2 separate regions of the Homo sapiens genome follow, and region 2 is linked to region 1. A link is a loop called in an ENCODE intact Hi-C map of the cell type or tissue named here. Cell type or tissue: endothelial cell of umbilical vein. All regions are shown on one strand. Each heading gives the region's core, and the rest is flanking DNA. Links, peaks and the distances in the headings are about the cores only.

Region 1 (6,364 bases), core at 821-4,820:
AATGTTTAACCAACTCTCTGGACACCCCATGGCCCAGACAAGTTGACACATTAAAATTAACCATCACAAATCCCAAGGAGAAAAAAGCAGAGGAGGCATGCAAAGGAAGAAGCATGGCTGCAGAATAGTCATGGTTGAGCTTAGAGTAGAAATTAACACATAGAGAAGACAGAAAGAAGGACATATGTGAATGTCAGCACCAAAGAAGGGAATGAAATGTTGTCTGAAATGTTGTCATGGGAAGATTCAAGCCAGGTTGCATTAAGGGTCTCTGGGCAGCCTCACAGCTGGACAGAGCAGGCAGGAGGACTGAATCACCCCCTTAGTCACACCCCCAAGGTCAAATTCTAGAACATCTGACCAAACCTAAAGGACACAGATAACTTTTGGAATCTAAATAGATTGGTATTTAATGTCTAAATAATCTGGGATCCAGGTGGACTTATTTAAAGCATTAAAAATCAGCAACTCATTTTTCCCTTTCTCCCCCAGATTTTATTCTTCCTATTTGCTGAAGGCCATGAATAGAAGAGTCTAAATGGTTTTGGAGAAGACAGCTTTGGCAATGACAAAAGGGTAGATTTGATGCAGAGAGGTTGTTGGGGAAGGAGGAAGTGTAGCGGGTAGCAGAGACATAGTTTAGGGCGTGATAGCGAGAGGTCAGGAACAGGGTCTGCCGGACTTCGCGAGGTCAGATCTGCTAGAGCTGTGGGTTTTACATTCACTTTGCGTTTGTCACCATTGCTTGGTACTTGATGATTTGTTTAACAGATGGCTGGAGTTAATGCTGAGCTATTTTCTTGCTAAAAAATAGCTATATATGTTTCTACTTTGGAAGAATTGAACAGTTTATCAGGCAAATCCCAGCACAGATAATAGAAGTAAATATAAAGACCTAAAGGCACTGATCATGTACCACTGGTGAGAAGCTTGCTGGTACGACTTGCTTTTGCCTACAGACTAAAAAATCAAGTGTTTTAGGGTAGGAATTTTTTTAAGTAGTCAAGAGTAATTGTTTTTCTTTTTGGCAGAAACTCCCCAGTCCCCATTAAGGATTTTGTGGATTTTATACAAAACTGCAATAAAAAATTAATGGAAAGATAGAGAAAGGTAGACTATTAGACTATTTTTAAAGTATACTCTAAGAATTAATGCTCTCCAACATTTTAGGCCATAATATAAAGAAAGGATGTTTGATAGGTTTTTCTATTAATTTGATAACTTCAGGAATAAAATCTTACTACAGTTGATGAGTGCCTAGTAGCTTTTATTTCTTAGAACTATAAAGTGTAGTTTAGTGTTGGGTTTTATTGCATTGCAAGTGATTACATTTCTTTTATTCTTAAAAATGACATTTGTTTAGAACTTTTCTGCTAGCCAGGGCTTGCAAAATAGAGAGTCCTTAGAAAGAATAAAGTTGCAGAAATAAGGGCTTCTTTTTTCTCTAGAAGCAGAGTAATAATGCAGGACCATTGCAAAAAATGTACAGACCTTAGTTTTTTTAAATATGGAATTTGTGATGATGATCTAATGTAAAAGTATATTTTCAAAAACTACCTGGGACCTCAAGAAAGCCTTTGGCTAAAAATCATTAGTGTTTTGTTCCTTCAGTCTCAATCCCTTTATCTCACCCCTCCTCTTCCCGCTTACCCGTATTCCCCTCTGGTTCCCTCTCCCCAGGCTTTTCCAAAGGGAAAAAACTCTAGGGTGAAGCCCTTTCCAGGTGTTCACCATCAGGGAGCTCTGAAAGCACTTGCTGAAAGTTTAACAGTTTCCACAGTTTTTCAGGCTCTTTTCTTGGATTTTATGAAAGATTTGCCCACATAATGATTTTGGGTTTTCTGTTTTTGTTGTTGTTGTTAAAGGCTAAACAGCTATAACCATGTTTAAGTGGATGTTCTTAACCAAGAACCTAGAAAGATGTATCTTTGAAAAACAGTTTCTACATCTGTCTCTAGACAGGGCAAAGATAAAATTAATAGTTTTAGGTAACACCTCACCCTGCACATAGAACTTAAGATGAAAAATATACCTCACTGAAATCATAGTTGCCCCTAGGTTTTAACTGTGGGTTTTGAAAACAAATGTAAACTCACATATTTTGGGAGTCACAAGACTCCCTTTCAACTTAGTTCTCTTACTATGTTTCTGAACTTCTCAATGCGGATTGACAGTATAACAAGCACATTACTGGGGAAAGGGTGACACCTGTATCATTTCATTTCTTACACGTCACTCATCCACATTTGCACAGATTTTCAGAGGGATGGGGAGCATGTGTGTCACAGGCAGCTGCCGTGGCTTGCAAGGTAGTGGGAATTGCTGTCTCCCCGTGCTCAGAGCAAGCACCAGCAGATGGAGTCATTGTAAACCAGACTGATAACGGGCCTCCTCACTCTTCCTGTTTAAGCTGTGTTTAAACCTGAAGACAGAAATGCCAGGCTCTATTTGAGTAGCCTGTAATATCCAGTAGAACTCATGATGGAGTCCATTCATTCAACAAATATTTATTATGGACAGACTCCACAGTATTATATTAGAAATATATTAGGATGGAAATACTATAACAAATTGAACCAATAGAGTCCCTGCTCTCTGTCTGTTTACAGTAAAGCACAAAAGTAGATGTCGAACAAATAATTATAATATGATAAAGTACAGCAGCGTATGTGATGGGGCAAGTTTCCAGGGTGCCATGTAGCAGGGAAATCTGAGCAAATCTTGGGGCTCATTCCACCTGCTTAGCCTCAGTTAGTGCCATCCATGTGCTGACCTAACTCTCACATTTATATTTCTAGGCCAGATCTCTCCTCGGAGCTCCAAACTTGAGTATCCAACTGTGCTCTTAACATCTCTGGTGGATATCTCACAGGCTCCTTAAACTCAGCATGTCTAAAATGAAAATCTCAACTTTTTTCTCTCTGAGCTTAGTCTTTCCTGGCTCAGTAGGTGGCAGCACCATCCACCTAGAAGCCTCAGAGTCATTCCTTCTCCCTTTTGCCCTTTGTCTCTGTCTGTGGCCAAGAAACCTCACGTGCCTCTGTAGCTTCTCCACACCCCCACTGCCTCCTCTCTAGTCCAGCTGCACTTGCTCTGAGCTGCCTCTGTCTTTTCTCTCCTTGTTTCCTGTATTTCCTTTCACCACCCATCTATTAGCCAAAGTTACCTTCAGAAACATACCAGATGATGTCACTCCCAGCTCCTACTCACATCCCAGTTCTGTTTTATTGGGGGGCACTCTCCAGAATTGATCTTCCATGCCCTGTGATGTGGCCCCGTCCACCTGCCTCATCTCATCTCCTTGCTACTTTTCTCTGTTTGGAATCCACTTTCTTCAGCTCCTGCCCAACAGAGTTAATTCCCATTTATCCTTCATGGTTTAGTCTCTCATTTTCTCAAGAAATTTTGGTGCCCCACCCACTCAATTATCACTTTTATAGTACACTGTGTTTTGCTTCTTGAATCACCTAGCACAATTATAATGAAATAGAGAATTGGGTATTTCATTGATTAACGTCTGTTTCCCTCCTCCACCCCAGAAGGGAAACCCCAGAGGCCAGGGACTTTATTTGCCTTGATCACAATGATATCTTTAGCTTCCCTAATAGTGCCTGGTGCAAAGTAGGTGCTTAATAGATGTTTCATGAACACTAGGTACTGACTGAATCATGGGTTAGGGATCGGGATACAGTAGCAAAAGCTACTGAATAGCTGGGTGCGGTCGCTCACGCCTGTAATCCCAGCACTTTGGGAGGCCAAGGCAGGTGGATCACCTGAGGTCAGGAGTTTGAGACTAGCCTGGCCAACATGGTGGAACCCTGTCTCTACTAATGTAGCAAGATGAGCCACAGACAGAACTCCTCAGACACCGAGTTAAAGAAGGAAGGGCTTTATTCGGCTGGGAGCATCGGCAAGACCCACGTCTCAAAAACTGAGCTCCCCGAGTGAGCAATTCCTGTCCCTCTTGAGGGTTACAACTCTAAGGGGGTCCGTGTGAGAGGGTCGTGATCGATTGAGCAGGCAGGGGGCTGCATGCACTGGTAATTAGAATGGAACAGAACAGGACAGGGATTTTCACAGTGCTTTTCCATACAATGTCTGTAATCTATAGATAACATAACCGATTAGGTCAGGGGTTGATCTTTAACTACCAGGCCCAGGGTGTGGCACCAGGCTGTCTGCCTGTGAATTTCATTTCTGCCTTTTAATTTTCATTTCTTCTTTCTTTGGAGGCAGAAATTGGGCATAAGACAATATGAGGGGTGGTCTCCTCCCTTACTAAAAATATAAAAATTAGCCAGGTGCAGTGGACTGCACCTGAAGCCCCAGCTAGTCCCGAGGCTGAGGCAGGAGAATCACTTGCACCTGTGAGGAGGTTGCAGTGAGCCGAGATCATGCCACTGCACTCCAGCCTGGGCAACAGAGCAAGACTCCATCTAAAGCAAAAAAAAAACCAAACAACAACAACAACAAAAAGCTACTGAATAAATGATGTGTATTTAAAAAAATCTTATTGGAAAAGCAACTTTTTGAGCTCAGGATGAGCATGAATATGACAATAAAACAGTGTGTGGCAGGGTGGCTATGTAGGAGTCCCAGGCCAGGAGGTGGCGTAACTACCAAAAGTAAGATGTACACAGTACATGTGTCTTGCTTTAGGAAGGATGCCTGAGGTGGAGGCATTCAGGGTGGGATTAAAGCCAGTGGGTGGGATCTGGGAGCTTAATACAGGGATCATCCGTAGCCCTCCACTGTTGCTTTCCTCTGTGATCCTGACATTGTCTGCATGAGAACGTAGCCCACTGAATCTGCAGTCCTTTCCTCTCTGAGTTCTTGTTGTCTGTATTCCAGTGTCTGAAAGGCTTGTTTGCAGGTTTTGCGACTGGCTCTGACTTTGGCAGTTCAATTCCTGGTGGCTTTGATCACAGAGGCCCATCCCAGCTCTGATGTCAGGCTTTCTGTAGTCAGCAGCTCTGCTACATGCAAAGCTGTGCTGCCACATGTCCTTCTGCCTCCCTTGTTTACAATCTCCCCGTACTGAGGCCGCCCCTCAGCAGTGCCCACGTCCAGCCCATGCTAGAGCCCAGTTTGTGGAATGTAACGGCCAACCCTTGTGTGCTGCCATGGAACTCACAGACCTCGCGCTCTTGGTGACTGATGCTGACTTCAAGGATCCCTGTCTAAAGCTTGTTGATAGAGGAGGCAAAAGTATGACTCCTCAAAATTAACCTAAAGGAGGAAATCTACCCAGCTTCCCTTGTTCCTTCCTAGTCCCGTGTCCAGTGGGGATTACTGATGGGAGCTGGCTGTATATCCACTCAAGTGTAGACCAAAAAAGTAAATGAGAGTCACTCCTTATACACTCAAGGAGACATACAACACAGTGAGCTTTATCTGAGATGTGGAATATGAGTGTATCGGCCCTCTCAAGGAGAGAACCTGCACGGCAGATTCTGTTGTTAAATGCATGGAAAGTTAGTGAATGTTCAACTTGGATTGTTTTATGGGGGGTCTTATTTGATGGGCCTGGTTGTTTTCTTTTAAAGGTAAGAATTAGCATATCAACCAGTCAGCTTGTTTGGCATTTACCCACCCAGTCTATCAATTGCACTGGCTGGCATTGCCCAAGTAATGGAGAAAAAGCAAATCTGCAAGCTGGGTTGTTATGTATTTCTTTGTATACATGCCACACACAAATTATTTGTCCACCTTACTTACTTTTTTGCAGTTGATATTTTCTTAACAATTGGCTGCAAATTGAATTTTTAGAAATCAAATCCCCCTAGCTGAAGGAACATATCAGATAAGCTTTATCTTCCTTTCTAATTAAACATTACTAGGCAATGACTACTGGCACTTAAATTTTCAGGGTTTTTTTTTTTTTTTCTGGTTCTTTTTGTTAAGTAATTGATTTGTAAATAAGTATTTAAGTTCCCTGGTGAGGCTTACTGTTTAAAGAAGGCTTGCAATGAATTATTTTACAAGTTTGGATTTGAATATTCTGTATTTGTTTTCTTAATGTATAGAATGCCTGTGCCTTATGTTGTCTGTTTTGATGCTAAACCTGAGGCCAGACCTGGTTATTTTGGTAACCCAGTGGCAGGCATCAAAAGAAATAGGAGACTCCGGCTGAGTATGGTGGCTCACGCCTGTAATCCTAGCACTTTGGAAGGCCAAGAAGGATGAATTGCCTGAGCGGAGGAGTTCAAGACCAGCCTGGGGAATATGGTGAAACCCCGTCTCTACTAAAAATACAAAACATTAGCCGGGCATGGCGGCGAATGCCTGTAATCCCAGCTACTCAGGAGGCTGAGACAGGAGAATCACTGAACCCAGGAGGCGGAAGTTGCAGTGAGCCGAGATC
Region 2 (6,364 bases), core at 1,215-5,214, 92 kb after region 1:
TTCTGTAACAATATACCATTCTTAGTCCCATAATCTGCAAATCTGTAGGAATGGCTGACCTATTTCTAAATAATTTAGGGCCAAATTCTGTAGGTGTCACCTCTCTTTAGCTTCAGCAATGTGTTTTTATTTGCTGGACTTAGATCAACGTTTCAGTACCTAAGAGCTCAAGGAGTTGAGTATTCTGTTTCTCTGAACCAAATGTTTTATATCTGCTTTGCTCTTAGGTTCAAACAAGTCCTCCTTGCCCTCCAAGTCCTTACTCTTGAGCAACATGAACGTTTGTGTCATCTTGTAATACACAAGATCCTGCTGAGTGCTTCAGTTCTTCAGGGTTTCTAAAATAGGATCATCAGTTTTTATACATTAAAAAAAAGAGTACAATATTGCCTTTTAATTTTGAGGTAGCCATTTAAGAGATAATACCATAAACCTGTAACAGCTCATAAAATCCCTTATATCCCAACAAGGAATTTATTCAACTGGCAGGAACTGACTCTGTCCTTTTGGCACAGTATTTCATGTCAGCAGTTCATCGATACTTCTCCTAACATGAAAACGAAAGAGAAAAAGCTTGTTTTAACTTCAGTCCATCATGTTGACTCTGGCAGGCACTGCAGTTTTATATGAAAACATTGCTGTTCATCTCTTGGCATCCTGTCCCTGTAACAGAAGCGAGGTGATGATGTTTACTTGTGAGAGCCCTTGGGTGCCATAGTCACTAAGATTTTTATAAACCCAAAGCATTACACTTCATGCCAACTGCTCTTTGGGGTGCTGTTACTAGAGGGGGGATAGAGGGGGAATCTTTAAGTGTAATATTAGTCTTTCTCTGGAAACCCTGGGGATGATAATACCATGAATGGGAAACCATAAGCTTTATATGCTTCATAGTTTCAACATTGTCAGGCGCACTTAAGAGCTTTCAGCCCAGACAGCACTTTGCACTATGGGTCTCCTTTGGTTTGGTTTGTTGTTTTATCCTTGCCCAACCTGTGCAAGATTGCACCTTCCAAATGTCCTGAATTACCATGTGCCAGGTGGAGGCAAACCCACAGGTAAGTACATCTGGCACAAGAATTCTCTAGAAAAGTTTTGCCTCTAATAATTCATGTTAATTTCTACTTGATTGTGAAGAAAATATTTTTCTTGATAGGACTACATGCATAGAAATAATTTTTCTCTGGGGATAACATGTGATAATACACTTGATCCTTTAAAGCAGGGATCAGCAAACTACAGCCTGTGGGCCTAGCAGAATTAAGTAGTTGTGAAGAGACGATATGGCCTGCAAAATGTGAAATAGTCTCTGGACATTTATAGAGGAAATTTGCCAATCCCCGACTTAAAGCATCAAAAAGAAAGTCAAACTTTCTTTCCAGCAAACTCAATTAAAATAAAGTTCTCCTTTATGTAAAAAAGAAATCTTATTCTATAAATTTGATAGAACCGAAAGATGAGATAAAATGCTTAGAATGTTTCCTGTGCTTTCTAGATGATGGAAGCCTCTTTGTATGACAAAATTATGGACCAGCAACGTCTTGAACCAGAGTTCTTCAGAGTTGGATTTTATGGAAAAAAATTTCCATTTTTCTTAAGAGTAAGTAATATACTATTTAATTTGCTTTCACAGCTCTCATATAGATATCCCAATCAAGAAAACTAAGATGTTAATGACATTTTATATGACAGGTAATAATATGCATGAGACTTTTTTTAAACTTTTACTTTGCAGACACTATATTAATCTAGAATGCCTTGTTTAAATAATTTCCGAGATAGCAATCAACCCCTTCCTAAATTTGGTATATTTTGTGAGCAATCTTTGATAATTATAGTTTCCCTTGTCTGATACCCACTATTTTAATTCAGTCTGCAATTTCCATCAAGTTAGTATTAGAAAAAAAATGGTGGGGCACTGCAGGAGGCTTGGAGTTGCAGAGTATCGAAAGCAATGCAGTTTCACATCATGTGAAAACCCTACCTCCAGCACCATGTAAAGAGTGTTGTTTGGCCATTTTGATGAATTTGTAAAAAGATAAATGTCACCCAGCAAAGAGACCCAATTTATTGCTAGTATAAACTCCATTTCTACAAAGAGAAAACTTTTAGACATTCTAAGACACCTATAAGATAATAAAATATTCAACTCCATTCTTTTCATTTTTCACATTCTGCCCAGTAGTGTCTTCTATGCTTGAATATTTATTGAATACTTCAGTATATACACCTTCCTTGTACAAAAACATTGCTTAAAAGAGCAAATGTAATTCCCCAAGCAACTAAGGAAAGGTATCTGGGATAGTTTATAAAATTGAATCAATTGTTACAACTTTAGTTCTCAATACAGAAATATTTTGATGTTTGTGTTTACCTAAATCTTGCCTGTCAGCACATATGACAGAATACTAGGATGGGTGTACTTGGAGAAGAAGAGAAAGATTTCACTTTATTGTTTAATAATCATTATCTGCCTTTCAGAATGAAAAAGACAGATAGGTAGATCCCAAAATATCCAATACAGGTTCATTTTAGTATCACGTGGAACAGATGTTTTCTTTAGTCAGTTGAAATGACCATGCATTTGGGTGCTACACAGACATAATGTGAAATCTCCTTGTTGCATTAAAAGAGACTCCACACAGTGTAGTGGGCGGTCACAAAGCTGACTTTGCAGGTGGGCCTGCCTAAAACTGGAGGAAATCTTGATTCCTGATCAAAAACAGCAGCAAGTGGGCACAGTGGCACACTGTAATCCCAAAAACTTGGGAGGCTGAGATAGGAGTATCACTTGAGCACAGTTCCAGACCACTCTGGACAACAGAGCAAGACCCCCAGAAAATGAAAATTAAAAAATGGCAAAGTCAGAATACATGTTGAATTTAAAAGACTACGTTTTGGAGGTGTAGCTGATCCCAAGCTGTTATGAGCAACCCCCTAAGGACTGCAGATGGCCTGGATCCAGGTTCTGAGCAGAGCAGCAGACAGTCTAGAGCTATAGCCACACAGATGGCTGGGGATTGCGCAGCAGGGTCTAGACACGACCCTGCCACAGTAGGTCGTCTCCCTCTGTTGGCACAAACAGACATGACATTGTTGGCAGAGTCATGTCTGAAAGATTATAATTAAAAGTATAAAGTTTTAAAAAATTAGAAGTAGTTTAAGAGTCATAATTTTAAAGAGAGTTTAGCAAATTGGAAAACTGCATTAGCAAATAGAATAAATTTTGTTAAAAAGTCAATTAGAATAAATCAATCTTCTATATCATTCTTCTTTTAAAAATAGCTTTCCTGGGTATAAATGGCATTTGCTTCACAATGAAAGAGAAGGGTCCCCCTCTGTTGGTTTCTAAAGGGCACTACACTCTTCAGAATCCTGGAGCCTGACCTTTTTTTTAAGGAATCAGATTCTAGTCTGGTCTTGGATTTAAAAGCAAACAAATATCAACATTAAAAACATCCTTTTGGCCAGGCACAGTGGCTCACACCTGTAATCCCAGCACTTTGGGAGGCCAAGGCAAGAGAATTGCTTGAGGCCAGAAGTCTTTTGTTGTTTGATCAATTTCCAAGATAATTTTTAGCACTCAAATACATTTATCCACTTTTATGATCTAAGTAGGGATTTTTCCCCTCATGAAAAACGGGTTATTTAGCTGGGCACGGTAGCTCATGCCTGTAATTGCAGCACTTTGGGAGGCCAAGGCCAGAGGATCACTTGAGCCCAGGAGTTCAAGACCAGCCTGGGCAACATAGTGAGACCCCATCTCTACTAAAAGTTAAAAAAAATTGCCAGGTTCGGTGGCGTGCGCCTGTGGTTCCAGTTTCTTAGGAGGCTGAGGCAGGAGGATTGCTTGAGCTCAGGAGTCAAAGCTTCAGTAAGCTGTGATTGAGCCACTGCACTCCAGCCTGGGTGACAGTGAGACCCTGTCTCCAAAAAAAAAAAAAAAAAAAAAAAAGAAAACAAAACAAAATGGGTTATTTAAAGAATATTAACGCAGAAGTTCTACTTCTATATACATGCTTAAGAAAATTGAAAATATATATTTACACAAATACTTGTATCTGAATCGTCATAGCAGCATTATTCATAATAGCCAAAATGTAGAAACTGCCCAAATATCTATTAACTGATGAATGGGTAAACAAAACACAGCATATCTATGCAATGATACTCAGCAATAAAAAGAAAGGAAATACTTATATGTGCTACAAAATGGATGAACTTTAAAAATACTATGTTAAGTAAAAGCTAGTCACAAAAGGCCAGCACATTGTATAATTCCATAATAGGCAAATCCATAGAAACAAAAAGTAGTATTGTGACTGGCTGGAGGAAGAGAAAAATAGGAAGTAACTGCTAATGAGTATAGGGTTTCTTTTTGACATGATGAAAAGATTCTGAAATTAAATTTTGTTAATGTTTGCACAACTCTATAAATATACTAAAAACCACTGAATTGCACATTTTTAAAAGGTGGATTTTATTGTATGTGAATTATATCTCAATAAATCTATGTGTTTTTTTAGAAAAAAAAAGAGTACTGATAAGGAAGATGCTTTATTTCTTAGAGACCCAAATATCAGACCCAAAATTTCATTTTATTTTAAAATGGCTTCTTAATACCATTGAATGCCTGTATTCTTAGAGCAAATGCCCCGATTTTTACAAACTGTCATATATAAGCATTGTTTGTTTTAAAATATATTTCATTTACTAGGATATTCAAATATTTATTTGGGGGCTCCTGTAATAGGCAGAGAGGGATGTATTGTGTTTTATTTTACCAAGCAAATTAATTATCTTTTGAGTAGAATTTTTAAAATACAGCATCAGAAATTGTAACTTTTATCTATAAAGTTTTAAATCTAGAATTGTATGGGGTCCACAATTATAGGTAGAGCCTGCCCTAACCTTGTGTTTTTCAAAAGATCATGATATATTTAGGGGTTTGTGGGGAACCGAGGTAGGTTATCCAGCCCAGTTCCTGCTGTATTTCCTCTACCTGCCTGCAGCTGCCCTTTCCCTGCGGAAGAACTGAGCCTCTGCCCATGACTTGTTTCTCACTCCCTCTCTGTGGCCTGGAGTCCCTCTTTACGGCGTTTTACATAAGAACCTCATAGAGCGGAAAAACAGAGAAAACCTTGGACCTCAGCTCCTCTAGGCCCCAAACTGATCTCCCCTTAACTTGAAGATCTCCAGGGCCTGAGATCCCACAAGTTTTCCTGGTCTTGGTAGCTCCTAGGTGTTTTTCCTGCATACACTAGGCCATGTTCAGAGTAGAAAGAGCCCAGGGTTTGGACTCAGACCAGAATTTCAATCTAGTACACGTGGACAAAGTATTTCAAGACATTAAGCCATGGCCAGGCGTGGTGGCTCACACCTGTAATCCCAGCACTATGGGAGGCCGAGACAGGCAGATCACCTGAGGCCAGGAGTTCAAGGCCAGCCTGGCCAACACAGTGAAACCCCATCTCTACTAAAAATATAAAAATTAGCTGGGCATGGTAGTGCACACCTGTCATTCTAGCTACTTGGGAGGCTGAAGCAGAAGAATTGCTTGAAGTGGGAGACGGAGGTTGCAGTAAGCTGAGATCATACCACTGCATGCCAGCCAGGGCAACAGAGTGAGACTCCATCTTAAAAAAAAAAAAAAAAGACTTTAAGCCCTGGTTCCCCAATTATAAAATGGGGTGTTGTAGGGGGCACTGACTACCTCTCAAGCTTATATGAGTTAAATAAGACATGCAGTGTGCTTCATCAATGACTGTGCTCAATTACAACTTCATTATCATTAAAATGTCAGAGATCCGTCATATCTAATCAGATCATTCAGGTACTTTTTGGAAACCTTCCCATCTTTCCAGCTGTCTTAACCTACCTCAGAAATAACCTTCACCATTCTTAACTGAAGGAGAGCATCATGAACGGCAGAATACACACACACACACACACACACACACACACACACACACACACACAAAAAGCAGACAACAAATTTACTTTTCCTCCAAATTGTGAAATTACCCACATGAATTTGATATGTACTTTATAAAAATAATCTTTACACATGTGCTTATTAACATTTAGAGGGATACAATTGTTTTGTTTTCATACTTTGGTGCTCTGAGAATCCACCTCTTTGCACCTCATGCAAGTGAACCGGGAAGAGTGAGGCATTCTATTGGGCCTTATTAAATGCAGTAGAGAGTGAACTCATGATCTTTATCTGCATTTTTAACAATTGGGCAAACTTTTCAGATTGTTCCAGCGTAATTTTTGTTATAGTGTCTTGGTATGGGGCATGTGGTCAGTTACTGCCAGTGTCATGTTTTTTGGCTCTGTCTGTAATCCACTCAGTTATATA

Evidence for each region. A loop is a pair of places that touch in the nucleus more often than their neighbours do. Peaks named below come from ENCODE experiments on the same cell type or tissue, not always from the same donor. Only the 100,000 strongest peaks of a DNase experiment are listed, where the experiment ranks them.
Region 2: a loop joins it to region 1, with 10 times the contacts of the local background. A loop is called at or near these places in 66 of 110 quality-filtered maps.

The regions. Positions count from the first base shown.
Region 1 is chr7:111,852,027-111,858,390 of GRCh38, reverse strand. The region is part of intron 23 of DOCK4 (dedicator of cytokinesis 4); the gene reads left to right. Among named protein-coding and RNA genes, the nearest start is that of DOCK4-AS1, 47 kb to the right of the region's middle. In endothelial cell of umbilical vein, for the core only: a CTCF peak has its summit at 2,972 (motif pointing right); a DNase peak (open chromatin) is centred at 2,990; H3K27ac peaks cover 260 bases.
Region 2 is chr7:111,760,354-111,766,717 of GRCh38, reverse strand. DOCK4 (dedicator of cytokinesis 4) reads left to right here. Exons shown (of 53, transcript NM_001363540.2): 39 at 1,496-1,600. It overlaps LOC124901726 (a long non-coding RNA gene), which reads right to left. Exons shown (of 2, transcript XR_007060478.1): 2 at 1-663. Among named protein-coding and RNA genes, the nearest start is that of DOCK4-AS1, 45 kb to the left of the region's middle. In endothelial cell of umbilical vein, for the core only: CTCF peaks have their summits at 3,100 (motif pointing left) and 3,335; a DNase peak (open chromatin) is centred at 3,157.